Linked DNA regions of Homo sapiens: region 1 is linked to region 2. A link is a contact called in ENCODE Hi-C or POLR2A ChIA-PET data. All regions are on one chromosome and are shown on one strand. Each heading gives the region's core, a stretch centred on a gene start or an enhancer-like site at or near the end of the contact. The rest is flanking DNA. Distances are from core to core; before and after follow the strand shown. Region 1 holds the start of CTDSPL2 (CTD small phosphatase like 2). Region 2 holds the start of KNL1 (kinetochore scaffold 1).

Region 1 (4,992 bases), core at 312-2,811, 3.8 Mb before region 2:
CAAAGTCTACCAAATGAGGATTATAATAATGTTTGTGTGTTCCTGTTTATTATTGAAAATTAACCATAACATCGTGCAAACAATAGTGAAATTCTCTAAACTGGACCTATCCAGAACTGAAAACCTGAGTTATAAATATCAACTGATATTCAATGTGAACAGTTTTTAAAATTTTAATTTGATTAGTGAAAACAAAAAAACCTACAAAGATCCCAAATTCAACATGATTAATAAATTCCGAAAACACCAACAGCCTCCTTATTACTTCTCTTTATGAACAATTGGTCTGCAATGTAATTTAAAAAAAAGGAAAGAAAAAGTAAAGAAATATAGTAAAACTAGCTTTAACACGCCATTTCCCTTTTCTAAGAATAAAAAATGGACCAGGAACGAAAATTTAAAACTGGGCGAAGAATGGGGAGACAAAGCAATCTACAATTTGAAAATTACACAGATAAATCCATCATTTCAAGTCACTAATTTGTATACCCACTGAAGAAATTCATCTTGGTACTGCGTTACCAGCATTAGGAAGATAAATCCCTGCCTCGGAGGAACATCTACTGAGTACGTTTCATTTCAGGATCTCAGGTAAGTTTACGAGCTCTTAGATCTCTTTAGGTTTCCCTAAGGTACGCTGAAGTGTTTAACATCATTCACACATCCAGCCACCACTAGGGTGAGAAGTAAATAAACAAGATTTACTTATGCAATTATTTACCACAGAACTCTGGTCAAGAATGCAAAAGTAAACACCCATACAGACATTTAAAATCCAAAGAAAGCAGAGAATATTAAGGATAATAAGGTTCACTCTTTAACTGACCACTGTGGAAACCAGACGCCTTCCACATGGACTGTTCTTTACTACCACTCCCGATTTGAAAAAGTAACAATGTCAACTCGAGATTTTAACAGTACAAAAGATAAACAGAACTTAGTCAAATCCCTTCTTCCAGATTCTGAAAAGGTGTTTATAAGAACTGAGATAAGAGCAACGCCCCCCTAAAAGCACCCTACTCCAAAGAATGAAATGCTGAAAACATGAGGTGGGCCAAAAAGGTTAAAAAAAGCTAAACTTCTAACTTAATTACCCAGAGGTTGGGGACTAGGAACTTGAGATCGGAGTGGGGGTGGGTAGCAAAGTGAAATCTAACCCCAGAAATCACAACGCAGGCCGCAACCTAAGAGGTGAAGCTGGCGGGAAGTGAGCTCCCTTTCTGTTCCCAGGGGAAAGTCCAGACAGGAGCGGCTCCGCACAGTGGACGTACGAGGCGCCAAAGAGTGCATGCCTACCAAGGCGCCAGAGCCGCTGGAGGACCAGGTTTAGAAGGGGAGGAGATCCCGGCAGACGGCCCTGGAAGAGGAGGAGGACTGAGATTGGAAGCAGCGGCGGCGTCTGGACGAAGGGGATTACCTAACTGTGACGACAGAGAAGTGTCCTCAGGCTCCGGCGATGGTCCCGACTGCGCAATGTGTGGTGTCTTTCCCGCTTACCCCGCAGCAGCAACAGAACCAGCTCCTTCAGCCAGTCGCCATTTCCCGCCTACCGACCTGCTGCACCGCACGGACAGGGACCCGGATGGAAAGCGGCCTCTCCGCGCAGGCGCCCTGACTTCCTCCTCCCCCTCCCGCCACAATTCCGCGAGGTGGGAGGGAAGGAATGCGGGCAGCCACAACGGCAACAACAACCAAAAAAACACTTTTACTTCCGTGAAGAGCGTTGAAGTTCCTTACGCCGGAAGAAACTCTCTAGTCTGAATCCTGGAGAAAAACTGAACACAAGGCCTTAGTACTGGGTCGATTAAGAAAGGACAAAACCTATCAGGATGAGCAAGGGCCTGGGGGATATTTGTACATTAGGGGCCTCCGTAGCCGGCTGTGTAGTGGTCGCAGGGGGAGTAGGGAGTAAAGCGTTAGGAGTGGAGAGGCGGGGACCCGAAGGACGGTTTTTCCTCCCGCTCCTAACGGAACTGCTTGGGCAGAGCTGGGAGGGGGAGCGCGCCCTTGCCCCGGAGGCGGGGCTTAGGAACGCGTAGTGCACCCTGGCGGCTAGGGTTTAGTAACTGTGGGCGCGCTGGGTAGGTGGAGCTGAGGGGATAAGGCGGGACTAACGGCTTGGCGCGCTGGAGGAGGTAGTTCGTAGGGAGAGCTGCCTGAGGCCGGGAGAAAGCGAATCTGGCGCCTTTCCTGGGATTTCGGTGGCCCTTGAAGGTTCCCTTTCCAGCTCATTGCCTAGAGGGCGTAGCAGTCGCTTTTGGATCATAAATATTCATGCCCTTCGACTCAACCCTATGTTGGCGGTGATTCTGCAGGTTGAAAACTCGGATCTTTCAGGCCAGTGGGCTCCCACCTGCGACCCTAGGTCAAAGGACGGTCAGCTCCACAGAGTGAAAATGTATCAGTCCAGAGAATCCAGTTCTAGTGGGGTATCGGAAAACCAAGCCTAGTGTTTGGAAGAACATTTTTCACTGAAACTCCAAGCCACTCTCCTTATTCAATCAAGAAATATTTATTGAAAAAATAACTAGGTGCGACGGGTAAAACAGTGAGCCAGGCAGACACGGATACTGCCTTCCCCAAAGGTAATGATTTTTTTTTTTTTTCGAGACGGAGTCTTCACTCTGTCGCCCAGGATGGAGTGCAGTGGCGCGATCTCGGCTCAAACCTCCACCTCCCGGGTTCAAGCGATTCTTCTGCCTCAGCCCCCCGAGAAGCTGGGATTACAGGCGCGCGCCACCACGACCGGCTAATTTTTGTATTTTTAGTAGAGACGGGGTTTCACCACGTTGGTCAGGCTGGTCTCGTACTCCTGACCTCGTGATCCGCCCGCTTCGGCCTCCCAAAGTGCTGGTATTACAGGCGTGAGCCACCGCGCCCGGCCAAAGATCATAATCTATTGAAGAAGACACCCAAGTAAACAGAATTTAAAAACTGATAAAGCGAATACAAGGATGGCATGATAGGCGTTGTAAAACACATGAGAGTGCCGGCGAGGGGGTCTGGGAAGGTTTCGTAAGATAACATCTGAGACAAAAAGGAGGAGTGTGTGTTGCAGGGGAAGAGTGTCTGGGTAAAGGAAACAACAGACGGAAAAGTCCAAAGATGAGACTGTGTTGAGCCATTGGAGAAGTAGTTCTGTGCGCTAAGAAAAGAGGATGGGAGGGCAGGGGGAAGATGGCAAGAGAGGCTGAGAAGTAAGCAGAAATAACATACCGTTGTGAATCTCATTATTTCGAAGTATGGAGCAGGTGGGTTGTCTTCTGAAAACCTTGTATACTACAGATTCTTCTGTCAGAGTTCATTTGCACCCTAAATCTTCCTAGTGCAAAAATGCTCTGAATGCGACATTTATTGGGAGCTGGTGGTATACACAGCACAGAACTATTAATAGTAACAGTCCACACACACAAAAATAGATTCCTGAAAAGTTCAATGGAATCCAACAAATAATTAGTTTATCCAGAGTGTATCATGGAAAGCAGTAAAATACCAACTAAACAGTTACCCCATTATTACTAAAGTTTATTTTATTTATTTATTTATTTTTAGAGACAGGGTCTCACTCCATTCCCCAGGCTGAAGTAATTAAAGCTCATTGCAACCTCAAAATCCATGGTTCAAGCCATCTTCCTGCCTTGGCCTCCCAAAGTGCTGGGATTACGGGCCTGAGCTACTGCACACAGCCCCTAAAGTTTTGTTTTGCTTTTTGTTTAGAGACAAGGACTTCCTCTGTACCCCTGGCTTGAGTGCAGTGGCATGATCATAACTCACTGCATCCTTAAACACCTGGGCTCAAGTGATCCTCCCACCTCAGCCTCCCAGTACCGAGGACTGGCTAATAAAGTTATTTTTAAATCAGGTAAAAATTAGAAATATTTCTGGGGGAAAAAATTTCCAAGAAATCGTTATTTCAAACCTTCACGTTCCTAAAACTTAAGTAAAATACGCTATTTCCAAAGAGCACTTTTATATGCATTTTGATTCTCTAACAACCCTATGAGGTAGGTAAAATAGGTGGTATTTGTTCCCTGCCTTTCAGTTGAAGACACTGAAATTTGAAAAAAGAAGAAAAACATGCCATATCCAAAGACAGTCACAATCATCTAGTAAGAAATATAATAGAGACTCAAGCCCCTATTCTGCTCATTATACCACCTCTTATGGCAATATTATTACCATTGTTACATTTGGTAAGTTTAGGGCCAGGCCATAATCACAGCACTTTGGTAGGGTGAGGTGGGAGGATCATTGTATCTCAGGTTCAAGACCAGCCTTGGCAACATAGTGAGACCTTATCTCTATTAAAAAAAAAATAAGTTTAGAAAGGTTGCTGATAGTAAGCCTAAGTCCATTTGCAATTTTTAACATTTTAACACCATTTTTTCACAAGGGATAATTGTTATGTTCTGCTTTTTACCTTAATTTATATCCCATGGTCTCTCTCCTAGCCTCCTTTTCTGCAATATCTAAGTGAATTGTTGTGAAGATCAAATTAGATTATTTACGAAAGCACTTAGCAAGATGCTTTCCTTGCTCCTTAAATGGTAGTAGTTAATTACTACTTAAAGTAGTAATTAACTACTTAGTAGGTAGTAGTTAACTACTACCTTAAATGGTAGTAGTTAATGTCTTGAAGCTTCCGTAACAATCTAGTCCAAAATTTTAGAATAAAATAATGGTCTAAAAATATGAACTTAAAAAAGTATGAAGTATTTTTAAATGTAAAGCAGTGGCCACAGGAAAAAAGTGTAATTAATGCAAAAAGCTAGTAGCAGGTATTTTTGCTTTCTGTTTTTTTTTTTTTTTTTTTTTTAAGAGGTGGAGTCTTGCTATATTGCCCAGGCGGCCCAGGCTGGACTCAAACTCTTGGGCTCAAGTGATCCTCTCACCTCAGCCTCCTGAGTAGCTGGAACTACAGGCACATGCCACCATACCCAGCTTGAATGCTTTTTAAACTATTCAAAACTACTGCTATATGAAGACACTAAT
Region 2 (4,938 bases), core at 33-2,532:
ATCATCTTGTAAAGATTTCCAGCCATTCGCAAAGTCAAGAATTATACTGCTTTGACCCTAACCTTTAATTACCAAAATTTTACCACATATTAACTCCCATCTGTAAATCATCTCTCCAACCAACGTCCACCTCAAATGCGGTCTTCTCCACAAATCCATCACCAAAAGCATCAAATAAGCTCTCCCTTTTCCGTGCTCCCACACCACTTTAGAATGTCCTATAATCTTTTACATTCTGTCTTGTATTCTAGTTATTTGTGTATATTAGTTATTTCCCTTTGTAAACCCCTCTAGGTTTGGGAATCATCTGTCCCCGGCCCTATCACAGGATAAGGAACCCAATAAATATCTACAGGATTCGACGGAAGTGAAAACATCAATTTTAATATCTAGACTGGAATAAGCTTCTGCTTTGGTCTTCATCCACATCCTTTATCTGTTAATGCCTATTAAACCTATCTGTAAAATTCCAATCGGCAATACTTTTTCCTCCCTCAAACTTGAGTATTTAAATAAACGTGAAGAATAAGGGCTTAAATCCTGAGGAATAATGAACAGAAGAGGATTTTTAAAAACTAATTTGCGCAGTACTAATATTGACTTCATTTGTTAAGGTTATTATACTTGCAGAAAACGAAAAATCTGTTACGTGCGGCCAGCACTCCGAGCAGACACCTTAAACCACGAAGAGCTGAGAATTTTAAAATCACTCATTGCTGTCACTTCATTTAGAGCCAAAAAAAGCTTAAGTGAGAAATACAAACAGCCGAGAGGTCCCTAGGGAAGAGCGGCAGGGGTGCAAGAAGAGTCCGCGAGCCCTGACAGAGGACGGCAGGGCGGGGCGGAAGAGGACGCCAAGAGAGCGACGGACAAGCAACCCGAGCCGGGTGGCCGGAGGGGCCGAGGTGCAGGCGGAGAAGTGTTAGGGAAGCGGGAGGCGGCACAACGTACAGGCCGAGGAGGGGAAAAAGGGCACAGTGTGCCCGGCCCGGGGCAGGGGCGTCTACTCGGCCCGGCGCTAACGGAGGCCGCCAGGCTGAGGGAGCGTACCCTACCTCCCACCGCAGGAACTTCAGGGCGCCCAGACAAAACCCGAAGCCTTCCCTGAAGCCCAGAACGAAAGAGTCATTCTCTTTACCTGCCGCGGCAAACCTCCTCGACAAATTTTGCGCAGACTTGTTTGGGGTCCACACGCTCTGAGTTTCCTTAGAGCGGAAACAGACAGCCGCCTCTAGCAGTCCGCTCACAACGCCCGGCTCGCCTCAGTGAAGTATTCAAATCTAACCGCCTAGGTGATGCGCACGCGCAAAGCGGCTCTACGCGTCGGCTCCGCCCCTTAGGTTCCAGACCAACCCTATTTCTAAGACTCCTTTAGGGAAACTACTTTCCCAGACTCCGTGCCAATTTTATTTCCTTCAGCTTTATCTCTTTTTCGACCGAATTTCCTCTGCCCCTCCCCAGTGGAGACCTCCCCCACAATCGTGGGAGCGGCCATCTTCTTTCGATTGCTTGCTATGGAAGTGATTGGACTTTGGCTTCCGTACAAAATGGCGGCTTCCATAACATTGCGTCACAGCCCCTTGATATTACTCCCTATAGCAATCAGGAAACAGTAACTTACCGGGACGAGGTGGCCGAGTGGTTAAGGCGATGGACTGCTAATCCATTGTGCTCTGCACGCGTGGGTTCGAATCCCATCCTCGTCGATGTGGTGGCTTACTTTTGCTTGTAACCAAAGTAAATTTGCAGAGCAGAATAAATTTTTTAATAACCAAAGTAAATTTGCAGAGCAGAATAAATTTTTTAATAACCAAAGTAAATTTGCAGAGCGGAAAAACTTGAATACTTATTATTTATTACTCAATTAATCTGGCACCATCAGTTTCAGGCCTGAAATGTTGAAATACAGTATTTGGAACGTTCTGACATCACAGATAAAGAAAAGGGAGGGAAAGAGACTTTCCAGGAATCAGAAATCATGCTGGATTTAATTTCTTTTTATATGGAGTTAACAACAGTGAATAGAATTCCACAATTATTACCATCCCATATGTTCCAATGCTGCTCTGTTCCAACTTTAACACAGCTCCTAACTGAGGAGTTTCAATTATTGTAGACTGTTACTCTGGGGTTTTTAACACCTGTCCTGATTATGAGATACCAGGTTTCACTTCAAAAGCTACCATGAGACACTTTATCCGGTATTTATTATCTACAGGCACCACATGTTTTACATGAATTACATCACTATAACCCTTGATCATGACAAATATTTTTATTACTCCATTTTACAGATGAGGAGACTGAAAGATTAGCTTGCCCGAGGTTATACAGCTTCTAAATTGAAGAAAGGAGAGTGTAACCCAAATCTACTAGACGCTGGCTTAATCACCCTTCTAATCTGTGCTGTAGATTAATAATTAGTATTTATCAATCCTACACTGTGCTGTAGATTAATAATCAGTATTTATCAATCTTTTGCAGTCATGGTTTACAGATTGTCTCCTCCACAAGGCTGTCTGCATTGCACCATGCTCCACAACACGGCCTCTGGCAGGTGCTTCAGCAAGGTTTGGGCACTGAGTATGGAAAGCAGTGGCCCCATTCTCTGCTGGCTCCAGTGGCTTCTTTCTGTTACAGATCCAAATCCGTTGGGAATGTTGATACCTCCTTGGGCTCAGGACATTGAGTCACCCTTCCTTAGCCTTGCTCTCCAATGCATTCTCTACCCTGCTGCTAGGAAGGGTTTCTGCTGGGTTCCACGCATTTCCAAGGGGTCCATGGATAGAATTCAGTGGGTTATTTGGTTCAGAAAAAGATTTCATCCTTATTTCCACACTCCCTAATTGAAAGCACATCCTTCAATAACGGTAAGCAACTAACTACAGTAATATTAACCTTATCCATTATTTTGTCACCAATAGAAATCACAGATATTTTTATATCAGATTACTGTTATTGCTTTACGCTCATTGCTACTTCAAAATTGTGGTAATTTTTAGACCTGCTATTATGTCTTGTAATGTTATGCATTCATAAAGAAGTGCATGCATTAAGCTGGGCGCGGTGGCTCACACCTGTAATCCCAGCTCTTTGGAAGGCTGAGGTGGGTGGATCATTTGAGGTCAGGAGTTCAAGACCAGCCTGGCCAACATGGTGAAACCCCATCTGTACTAAAAATACAAAAATTACCCGGGCGTGGTGGCACGTGCCTGTAGTCCCAGCTACCGGGGAGGCCGAGGCAGGAGAACTGCTTGAACCCGGGAGGTGAAGGTTGCAGTGAGCCAAAATCATGCCACTGCATTCCAGCCTGGGCGACAGAGCAAGACTCCATTTCAAAAAAAAAAAAAAAAGTGCATGCATTATTATATTATTACATCACAAACTTTGAGAATATTTTGGCAACTATTCCAACAAAATTGGTTGCCTTTGTATTCTAACATATTTAATTTTATACATTTAAAAACAACATTCTGGCCAGGCATGGTGGCTCATGCCTGAAATCTCAGGAGCAGCCCTTGAGTCCGGGAGTTCAAAGACAGTCTGGGCAACATAGTGAGGCCCCTGTCTCTACAAAAAAATTTAAAAATTTAATCAAAATTTAAAAAAAATTCTGAGATGAGATCCTTAGACTTCCCCAGACTGCCAAAAGGGTCTGTGTCACAAAAAAAAGGTTAAGAGCCCCTGAGAGAGACCTTTCTAAATCTCCCTGGAGACACAGATCTACCTTTCCTTGAACTAGGATTTTTTCTCTTTCCACAACACGTTTGTAGATACCGTCCCTGCTCCTCTCCCTGCAACATACCCCTGACCCCACCCTCTTCTTTCCCATCATGTCACTGCCTGGGCGGCTCCTGCTTCTCCTTCGGATCTGAGCTTAGAGGTCACCCCCATCAACAAGCCCTGCAACCTGCAGCTCCCTCTTCCATTTCAACTAGCCCGTGCGCTCTCTCTTGCTTCTGGACCTTTGTAACCCTCCTAGACGCTTCTGTGGCCTGCTAGGCTTTTCCCAGCACTTGCCAGGGAAGTGCTGGGAATGCATTTGTAAATACATTTTTATTTACATTGCCCATTAGTGCTGCAACTTCTCTAGAGACGCCAGGGCTGCATCATTTTCCTGAGGTTTGCCAGCTTCTTGCAGTGATAACTATAGGTCTATCAACGTCTGTGCAGAGCATGGGTAGACTTTTTTTTTTTTTTTTTTGAGACAGGGTCTCGCTCTGTCGCCCAGGCTGGAGTGCAGTGGCACTATCTCCGCTCACCGCAACCTTCACCTCCCAGGTTCAAGCAGTTCTCCTGCCTCAGCCTTCCAAGTAGCTGGGATTACAGGTGTGTGCCACCACGCCCTGTTAATTTTTGTATTTTTAAGAGAGACTGGGTTTCACTGAAGAAGGAATTCATGAATTTTACAAGTATAATCAAAGACAACCGAAAATTTTTACTTTTTCCTTCAAAAGCTAAGTGTAGTGTAGCCACCTCCCCCCCGCCCCGCCCCCAGCCAAGTTAGAGAAGACCCCCGGCCAAGTTAGAGAAGAATACTAACTGCCTGCTTTTCCTTCTGTGCTCGGCGAGCCTTATCTGTACTTGCTAGTTTCACATTCCTTGAGGCTCAGCGAGTTCCTGCTTCCCCTCCCTAGGGCAGCTGCAAAGTTATAAGGTTGGTACAGAAACATGGTTTCCCAGGGATGTGGAACGTGTAGTATAGATAAATGTAAAAGACTGATCAACTGTCTTTGTTCTCGCTTCTGTAAGTACCCTTCCTGCATCACGTTGCTCCCGGCCACTGACTGCGTAAAACGTGGCTACTTTCTTTGTCTGGGGCTCAGACTTTCCTGGAGGCTAGTCCTACTGGGCCAAGTGACCACCTTTTAATAAAGACCTTTCCTGAACTCACTCTGTTCGGTCTCTCCCATCTTTTGATTGTCCCGCAACATCACC

The links. Hi-C counts contacts between places; a loop is a spot of excess contacts on that map. ChIA-PET counts read pairs that join two places held with the same protein, here RNA polymerase II (POLR2A). Pooled maps may share reads with other maps.
Region 1: a map of CD8-positive, alpha-beta T cell shows a loop between it and region 2 (7-fold over the local background). The contact joins the promoter of CTDSPL2 here to the promoter of KNL1 in region 2. A Hi-C loop is called at or near these places in 1 of 168 maps with a recorded cell type or tissue (CD8-positive, alpha-beta T cell) and 4 of 50 pooled maps. POLR2A ChIA-PET finds 5 or more read pairs at or near these places in 1 of 52 experiments (CD8-positive, alpha-beta T cell).

Annotation. Positions count from the first base shown.
Region 1 is chr15:44,424,198-44,429,189 of GRCh38, reverse strand. It overlaps CTDSPL2 (CTD small phosphatase like 2), which reads right to left and starts at 1,561. Exons shown (of 13, transcript NM_016396.3): 1 at 1,418-1,561. It overlaps LOC124903479 (a long non-coding RNA gene), which reads right to left. Exons shown (of 3, transcript XR_007064605.1): 2 at 3,217-3,423; 3 at 2,873-2,896. RefSeq lists enhancers at 837-1,443, 1,508-1,887, 1,444-2,051, 2,168-2,397, 2,052-2,659.
Region 2 is chr15:40,590,593-40,595,530 of GRCh38, reverse strand. KNL1 (kinetochore scaffold 1) reads right to left here and starts at 1,282. Exons shown (of 26, transcript NM_144508.5): 1 at 1,139-1,282. TRS-GCT4-2 (tRNA-Ser (anticodon GCT) 4-2) reads left to right here and starts at 1,625; the gene lies at 1,625-1,706. RefSeq lists enhancers at 803-1,122, 1,343-1,562 and a silencer at 1,683-1,732.